Linked DNA regions of Homo sapiens: all the other regions are linked to region 3. The links are chromatin contacts, found by Hi-C or POLR2A ChIA-PET in ENCODE. All regions are on one chromosome and are shown on one strand. The core of a region is the stretch at or near the end of the contact, and the rest is flanking DNA. Distances in the headings are between cores, read along the strand shown. Region 1 overlaps POFUT1 (protein O-fucosyltransferase 1). Region 2 has its middle 18 kb from the start of HCK. Region 3 overlaps TM9SF4 (transmembrane 9 superfamily member 4).

The links. A loop is a pair of places that touch in the nucleus more often than their neighbours do. ChIA-PET counts read pairs that join two places held with the same protein, here RNA polymerase II (POLR2A). Pooled maps may share reads with other maps.
Region 1: a map of right lobe of liver shows a loop between it and region 3 (1.9-fold over the local background). The contact joins two enhancer-like sites. A Hi-C loop is called at or near these places in 2 of 168 maps with a recorded cell type or tissue (HCT116 and right lobe of liver) and 2 of 50 pooled maps. POLR2A ChIA-PET finds 5 or more read pairs at or near these places in 2 of 52 experiments (H1 and activated CD8-positive, alpha-beta memory T cell).
Region 2: a pooled map shows a loop between it and region 3 (2.9-fold over the local background). The contact joins two enhancer-like sites. A Hi-C loop is called at or near these places in 3 of 50 pooled maps. POLR2A ChIA-PET finds 5 or more read pairs at or near these places in 4 of 52 experiments (H1, IMR-90, WTC11 and 1 more).

The regions. Positions count from the first base shown.
Region 1 is chr20:32,226,148-32,228,847 of GRCh38, reverse strand. It overlaps POFUT1 (protein O-fucosyltransferase 1), which reads right to left. Exons shown (of 7, transcript NM_015352.2): 5 at 393-585. LOC124904884 (a long non-coding RNA gene) reads left to right here. Exons shown (of 2, transcript XR_007067560.1): 2 at 1-2,700. Among named protein-coding and RNA genes, the nearest start is that of MIR1825, 10 kb to the left of the region's middle. Within about 2 kb of position 1,372, at least 6 of the 41 ENCODE cell types and tissues checked have a DNase peak (open chromatin) inside an H3K27ac peak, as active enhancers do; they include right lobe of liver, where a contact is called at or near this core.
Region 2 is chr20:32,033,361-32,036,060 of GRCh38, reverse strand. No RefSeq gene overlaps it. Among named protein-coding and RNA genes, the nearest start is that of HCK, 18 kb to the left of the region's middle. RefSeq lists an enhancer at 729-908. Within about 2 kb of position 1,365, at least 5 of the 41 ENCODE cell types and tissues checked have a DNase peak (open chromatin) inside an H3K27ac peak, as active enhancers do.
Region 3 is chr20:32,153,666-32,156,699 of GRCh38, reverse strand. It overlaps TM9SF4 (transmembrane 9 superfamily member 4), which reads right to left. Exons shown (of 18, transcript NM_014742.4): 13 at 1,514-1,597. Among named protein-coding and RNA genes, the nearest start is that of TM9SF4, 45 kb to the right of the region's middle. Within about 2 kb of position 1,384, at least 20 of the 41 ENCODE cell types and tissues checked have a DNase peak (open chromatin) inside an H3K27ac peak, as active enhancers do; they include right lobe of liver, where a contact is called at or near this core.

The sequences.
Region 1 (2,700 bases), core at 123-2,622, 72 kb before region 3:
GACATCTTCATTTCTTGGGAGCCATGCCTCATCTCCACAGTCAGTTTTTCAACACGGAGTCTACCAGCCAGACACTGAGCTAGGACAGGGGACTCCTGGACTGTGGCCTCTTTATGGCTTGCTGCCTGACCTGGGGTCTGGCTTGATCTCTCAGTTTATCCATCTGTAAAATGAGGATAAAAACAGCTGCTGCTAAAGTGAGACCTGGCTGGCAGGCACTCTGGAGTTACATTTTGATATGTGCTGCAGTGGGATGATGGGACACAATCCCACGAACCAGAACAAGTGAGAGATCTCTGCTCTGGCTGGGACGCGGGGCCGATCCCTACAGGCCAGGGCCATGCTCAGGGACACATCCAAGTTAGCCAGTGAGAGAGGAAGGGGGAAGTTACCCAGTCAGAGCCAATGCGCAGATGAATGCCCACATAGGGCCGGACAAGGTGGGCATGAATCTGGGCCTCTCCCGTCTTCACCATTTCGTCTGACCATACCATGTACTTCTGTAGTGGCCTGTGTTCCTCTAGGACGGGGAACTGGGCTGGGGCTCCTGGCAGGGCAAGCACCGGATGTTCCTTTGGAGAAAATCTAGACAGGAGATGGAATGAGGGAAGTCAGAGGACGCACAGAGAGCCTGGCTGCCACCCCCACGGGAAAAAGGATGGTGTTGCACCATGCCCCAGAGACCCTGCGGAGGGGCCCCTGCAACACGCAAGAAACACGAGAGGTTGTGAAATACCAACGGGCTGATAAGGAACCTTGGTGGCGGCGGCAACAGGCACAATATGCAATACTGTCCCGCCACATGGAATTTACAACCCTCTTTGCTTGTCGAACAATTAAAACTTTACAGGAGAGCATTCCAACCTTTTATATGTCACACTGGCTTCCAATCTGCGGTGCAGTAATTCATTCCAGGGTGGGGTGTCTGGACCAAGCCTTTGCCCTTTTACCTACATGGCAGGACTGGGACATGCAGCTGCTTACAGAAGCAACGGCCAGGTCACACTCACAGGGACTATGTATACTGGATTTGAATCATTCATTCAACATTTAAAAAACATTTATTGATTGCCTACTATGTATTGGGACCTGGAGGAAAACAAGACAGGCATAGTCCCTGCGCTATGGAAGGGAGCAGGGGTCTGCAGGTGCCCCTATCATGCCCTCCCAAGCCCCTGCTTCCCCCTCATACACAGTCCATCTCATAATTATTTCACCTCTGTCCTTGCTGTGGGAAGGCAGTGCTCCAGTATGCGCAGAATAGTGTCTGGCACACCCAAGAGCTTGGTAAATATTTTTCTTTTCTTTTTCTTTTTTGAGATAGGATCTTGCTGTCACCCAGGTGTCACCCAGGCTGGAGGGCAGTGGCGTGATCTCGGCTCACTGCAATCTCCGCCTCCAGGCTCAAGGCAAGACCTTCCCATCTCAGCCTCCTGAGTAGCTGGGACTACAGATAAGTGCCACCAGGCCCAGCTAATTTTTTACATTTTTTTTGTAGAGACGGGGTTTCGCCATGTTGCCCAGGCTGGTCTCGAACTCCTGGACTCAAGTGATCTGCCTACTTAGGCCTCCCAGTGTTGGGATTACAGGTGTGGGCCACCGCGCCCGGTCAATACTTCTTGACTGAACAAATGAGGAGCAAACCTGTGTTCCCTCTTCAGCTAAACCCAGACTACCTCTCAGCAGCACGAAACCCCTTGCTGTTCCATGTTCACAATGCACTTTCAAGTTCTAGATCTCTGTATACTTCTTCCCTCCAGCTGGAGGGGGGAAGTGCCTTCTGCCAGCCAAAATCCTTTCCTTAAAAGTATGAAATGGGAACAGCCATTCTGGAAAACAGTTTGGCAGTTAGGCATGCAGTTACATGACCCAGCAATTGTACTCTTAGGCATTTATTCAAGAAAAATGAAAACTTATGTTCACACAAGCCTATACACCAATGTCCCTTGCAGCTTTATTCATAAAATAGCCCCCAACTGGAAACAACCCAGACGTCACTCACAAGTAAACAGTTAAACAAACTGCTGTACCTCTGTATCATGGAATATGAACCCCACCAAAAAAAGGAACACAGTATCAATACAGGCAACAATTTGGATGATGTCAAGGGAATTATCCTTGGGTCAGGGAGGGTGGGCAATCTCAAAGGTTATGTATTGTATGGTTCCATTTATATAAACATTTTAAAACAATAGCATGGAGAAGAGATTAGTAGTTGGCAGAGGTTAGGAATGGGGTGTATATGTTTAGGGAGGTGGGTGTGGTTATAAACTGGCAACACAAGGATCCTTGTGATAATGGAACTGTTCAGTGTATTAACTATAGTAGTGGATACATAAACCCACACACGATAAAACTGCACAGAAATACACACACACACACACACACACACACAGGCATGCACTCACACACTCAGAAGTAAGTACAAGAAAACTGAGTAAGATGGGTAAATTGTATCAATGTCAATATCCTGGTTGTGATACTGTACTATAGTTTTGCAAAATGTTACCATTGGGGGAAATTGGGTAAAGGGTACATGGGAGGTTGCTGTCTTATTTCTTACAACTGCATGTAAATGTACAATGACCTCAATGAAAATTTCAAATAAAAACTATGAAATATTTCAAACCATCCAGGCAAATACAGAAAATAATTTAATAATTTATATACCCATGACCCAAATCAGCAGAAACTAACTTT
Region 2 (2,700 bases), core at 116-2,615, 120 kb after region 3:
CTGTAATTCTGCTACTTTGAAGGCTGAGAATGGCTTGAGCCCAGGAGCTGGAGGCTGCAGTGAGCTTTGATTGTTCCACTGCACTCCAGCTGGGTGACAGAGTGAGAACCCGCCTCAAACAACGATAACAAAAACAACAATAACAACAACAAACATTAGATAGCCTCCCATTGCCTATGCTTCCTAGCCTGCCCTTCAAGGGCTTCTAATCTATCCACTTCTCTGGTTTCCTCTCCTGCAACTCCTACCCACCCACCTCGTCCCCCACCTCACACACTCCGTGTTCCTCCAGCTATCACAATGGTCACTAATTGAGCACTTTCTACATATACTTTTACGTGAAATATCTTAAGACTCATGACAATCTATGGGATCTACGAGGGTGAGGCTATTATCAACCCCACTTTACAGATGAGGAAACCAAGACCCAGGGACATTTTAGGGGCTTTCCCAAGGTCACCGAACAAGCAGATGGCAGAGCTCGGATTAAAAACCCTCCGACCCTCTGGCCAGGGAGCCTAAGTGCTGCACGAGTGCTAACCGGTTGCCAGTCCTAGAGCACGCCATGCTCCTTCAAGCTCCCCTGCCTTTGCTTGTGCTGGGTCCCCATCTGGAGGGCTCTCTCTTCTATTGTTCACCCACCAAAAACCTTGTCCTTCAAGCTCTCGCTCATGGCTCACCTCCCCTGTGAAACCTTTTCCAGCTTCCCCAGAAAGAGCTGGTGTCTCACTCTTTGACTTTACAATTGAGAACTTTGTGCTATGATTATCTGGGAACTGTTTTCCCCATCAGTGTGCCCCTCAGTGGGCAGACTGTGCTGTATCTCCCTCTAGTGTCTTGTGCAATGCCTGGCACAGAGCAAGTGCCCTCTAAATGCTTGGCGGCTGAATGACAGTGGCCCCAGGACTCCTGCTCCTGAGCACATAGTTGGGAAGGACTGCTGGGAGCTGCCAGTGGAAGTGGGGAGTGGGTAGGAAGTTTCAGGGCCCCACCTTGGGAGAGGCGTCCATCTACGGCAGCTGGAGACAATTTTACCACTCACGTTTGGGCCAAGACCGTCCCCAGGGGATCCAGCTGGTGGGGAAGTTCCATACTTGCACTACCCCTAGAAGTCCTTGGGAACCAGCTATCCCACCCCTAGGGGGTTTTCCCCTCTTGTGATGTCAGGAACTGAACCAACAAGGGAAGCAATTCCTGGCAGGGTCTCTGGATGCTACAGGAGGAAGTGTGGCCAGAGTCTCCAGACTCAGTGCCTGGGTTGCCCCAGACAGTGCCCTTTGGACCCCAGGAACTAAGGGGTTACATGGCTTTGGTAAGAGGGTAGTTCCGGAGCGGGTGGGGACTTCCTTGGGGTGTGAGGGAAATTACCCCATCCCTGGAGCTGTGGGGTAAGAACTGTCTGTCCCAGTGCCTCTCAGCAGCCCTGTCACTGTGCTGTGGCTAGGATTTTCGGCAGTTTTTGAGCTTTTCTTGGAAAGCCCCAAGGCCTTTAAGAGAGACTCCTATATCTTTGGCCCCTGTCCCTACCCAACCAACTGTTCCCTCTCCGGCTGCCTTGCTCAGGAACTTACTAAGGCTCCCTGTAGCCTCAGGTCGGAATGCCTCAGGCTACGGCCACTACATCCCAAAGTCTCAGAGACAGGACAGTAGAGAGGCTAGGGACATGGGCTCTGGGTTAGCCAGACATGAGTCCAAAGCCCAGCTCACTGTGTGACCTTGGGGTATTCACTTCACCTCTTGAACTCCAGTTCCTTCATCCAGAAAATGAAAATAAATAAAATCGACAACCTCAAAATTAAGGAATTTGCTCAATAGAACAAGTTTGCCCAATGGAAGCCATCACAAATCAGTTGTTCTCAGAGCGGTCCCTGGACCATCAGCATCACCTGGGTACTTGTTAGAAATGCAAATTATTGGCCAGGCACGATGGCTCATGCCTGTAATCCCAGCACTTTGGATGGCCGAGGAGGGCAGATACCTGAGGTCAGGAGTTTGAGACCAGCCTGGCCAACATGGTGAAACCCAATCTCTACTAAAAATACAAAAATTAGACAGGCATGGTGGCGCATGCCTGTAATCCCAGCTACTCAGCAGGCTGAGGCACAGAGGTTGCAGTGAGCTGAGATTGCGTCACTGCACACCAGCCTGGGTGACAGAGCAAGACTCTGTCCCCCCAAAAAAGAAAAAGCAAATTTTCAGGCCCTTCCCCTTCTCTTATGGAGAATCTCTAGGAGTGGGGCTCAGACATCTGTGTTTTAGCAAGCCTTCCAGGACATTCTGATGCCTGCTGAAGTTTGAGTACTGTCACAGATAAACTTGACAGAAGGCAAATATATTAGGTGAATATACCTGGAACATCAACATCCAAAAGGGATTAATATCTAAAATTTATAAACTACTCTTGCAAATCAATGAGAAAAAGACAGGAAGCCCAGTAGGAAATGAACAAAAGATATGAACAAGGAAGTCACAGAAAGGAAAGCTCAAATGGCTGACTAGTATAGAAGGAAGTTATAAATTTCAGGATTAACAGAGAAATGCAAATTAAAACAACTTGCCACCTTACACCCACACTGAATGCAAAGTTACAAAATCAGATGATGAAAAATCTGATGAAGATGTCGGGAAACAGCATCCTTCACTCACCGTTGGTGAAAGCCATTCTGGAAGAAGTTAATGAAATTCAAAACCTGCCCTGTG
Region 3 (3,034 bases), core at 135-2,634:
GGGAGGCAGAGGTTGCAGTGAGCTGAGACCACAGCACTGCACTCCAGCCTGAGCAACAGAGTGAGACCCTGTCTCAAAACAAACAAACAAAAAATACAACAATACAAATTAAAAAACAATATAGTATAACAACTATTTACATAGCATTTACATTGTATTAGGTATTTTAAGTAATCTAGAGAAGAGTCAGAATATACAGGATGTGTGTACGTAAACACTATGCCACTTTATATATGGGACTCGAGCATCCTTGAATTTTGGTATCTTCAGGGGTCCTGGAACCAATCCCCTATGAATACCAAGGGACAACTGTATCTATTTATATTTGTGCCTGGAAAGGCCTATACCAAAGAGCTAACAATACTTCCTTAGATGGGATATGGGGGATTAGAACTGATTTTTCATTTTCTTCTTTATCCTCTTCTCTACACTTACTTTTTACAAGAATCACATAAAAAGAAATATATATATAAAGTGTTTAGAACAGTATTACTACAAAGCAAGCATCATATAAATGTTTGCTGTTATTTTATAAATTTTAAATTATGTAATTCTTTTGTAAGTATATCTATAAAAAGGAAAAAAGACAACATATATTAAAGACCTACATTGTATTTATCTCTGGGTGAGCAGATTTGGGGTTATTTTAAATTTCTTCTTTAACTTCTCTGCACTTTCCAAAATTTCTACAGTGAATGTTTATAATGAGCAGCTGGTAACTGGGAGGAAAATGCTCAAAGGGAGAAGGAACACAGGGATAAAAAAGGTGAAGTGAGAGGAAGGGCATGACTGTGTCTTGAGGGTGGCTTCCTAAGTTGCTGGGAAAGAAACCCCTCCTCTGTAAGCCTGGACGTGAAGCCTCATGCAAGGACCTTTACCGCCACCCCCAGGTGGAGGGCAGAGGGCTCTACGTGCTAAGGCTAGGATAGCAAAATGCCTGCCACATCTCAACTGCAGTCCTGCTAATTGACCAAGACCCCACTCCCCCTCCCCACAACTGAGTTCAAAATCCTCCTCAGTGAGTCTTGGACAGCTGCTAGTAACACACTGGACTGGGGCTGGCAGGATTCCCAGCTCTAAGGGTAATACAACCTGATCCTTCCTTTCCTCTCTCCTCCACCTGCAGGGGCTGGTGCTGAGGGGCAGGGACACTGAGGAGGACAGGCTTGCTTTGGGATAATGACCTAATAAACTCACACTGGGCAGCTCACTCTTGGTTAAGACAAAGGGAAATTCCCCAGTTGGCCGCTGGACTGTGGAAACCTCCCTTTAGAGAAGTGGGCTTGGGTCAGTTGACTGAAAGATCTCACAGGAAGGCCAGGGCCAGGGCATGACACACCAAGGGCAGGGCTGGGGAAACCCCAGCTGGCCCTCTGCCCTCATGGCTGGGAACGTAACTCTGGGGACTCAGAAAAGGGAAGGGAATGGCAGGAAGTGGCTTTTGGGAGTAGGGCTGAGTGCAACTGGTCCTCGCTTGCTGGGGAGGGGCTGGAAGGGTAGGGGAGGCACTTACCGCTCCTGATGAGTGCTTTCCCCAAATGAAGCAATTCAATACGAAGCAGATGCCAAAAACCACACCAGGGTACAGAGTTGCCGTCTGGAGCAAGAGGGGCCGGGTTGAGGAGCAGCATCCAGGGACCTCCCCTACCTGTCCCGGTGGGGCCCCCAGACCAGAAGCTCTTAAGCCCTCCTTGTCTTTCAGACTCTGCTCAAGCATCATTCCTTCCAGAAAGTATTCCCTGACCCTCAGACTGAGCAGGACTCTGTTCTATGCCCTCTCAGGTCCCTAATACTGCCCCTTCTTGCTCTCATCCCAGTTCGTAATTACATATTTTGGCTACCTGATCAATATCCGCCTATCCCCAAAAGACTGTGAGCTCCTTGGGAGGAGTGTGTCTACCTTGTTCTCTGATGTACTCTCATCACTGAGAACACGGTAACTACTCTGGCCAGGCGTGGTGGCTCATGCCTGCAATCCCAGCACTTTGGGAGGCCGAGGTAGGTGGATCACCTGAGGTCAGGAGTTTGAGACCAGCCTGGCCCACATGGCGAAACTCCGTCTCTACTAAAAATACAAAAAATAGCCGGTGTGGTGGCTCATGCCTGTAGTCTCAGCTACTCGGGAGGCTGAGGCTGGAGAATTGCTTGAACCCGGGAGGCAAAGGTTGCAGTGAGCAGAGATCGTGCCACTGCACTCCAGCCTGCGCGACAGAGCGAGATTCCGTCTCAAAAAAAAGAAAAAAAGAACACGTTAACTACCCAATATATACATATGTAAAAAAATTTTTTTTTTGAGGGGGAGAAAAATTACCTCCAGAATCGCTTGAGCTCAGGTGTTTGAGACCAGCCTGGGCAACATGGTGAAACCCTGTCTTTACAAAAAATTAGCCAGGCGTGGTAGTACGCACCTGTGGTCCCAGCTACTTGGGAGGCTGAAACAGATGGATTGCTTGAGCCCGGGAGGCAGAGGTTGCAGTGAGCCGAGTCATGCCACTGCACTCCAGCCTGGGTAATAGAGCAAGACTCTGTCTCACACACACACAAAAACCCTAAAAAACAACTTTAACAAAACACGTATGTCTGGGCCCCAACCCAAACTGCCTAGAAGGATGGTGAAGCTCTGAGTCTTGGGGTGGCAGATGCTGGGTTCCTATGTACCTTGTCTCACCTAATCCTCACGCAAGTCTGGAAGGAAAGTCTACCATTATTCCTTTTAATGAGGACACTGAGGCCTGGCGATGTTAAAGACAACCCCTCACCACCTCCACGTCACCCAGCCTCCTGAAGGTACAGCAGAGGTATAAACGCAGGCAGTCTGACCCCAGAGCCCATGCTCCTGACCTACTGCAGTGTATTCTTGCCAGTCAGAATCTCTTGGGTGGGGTATAGGCACAGGGATTCTAGTCTAGTCAATGCACCAGAGTTACAGTTGAGACTTTTTCTTCTATTTTCTTCAGAGACAGGGTCTCACTCTGTCACTCAGGCTGGAGTGCAGTGGTGCAATCATAGCTCACCGCAGCCTCAAACTCCTGGG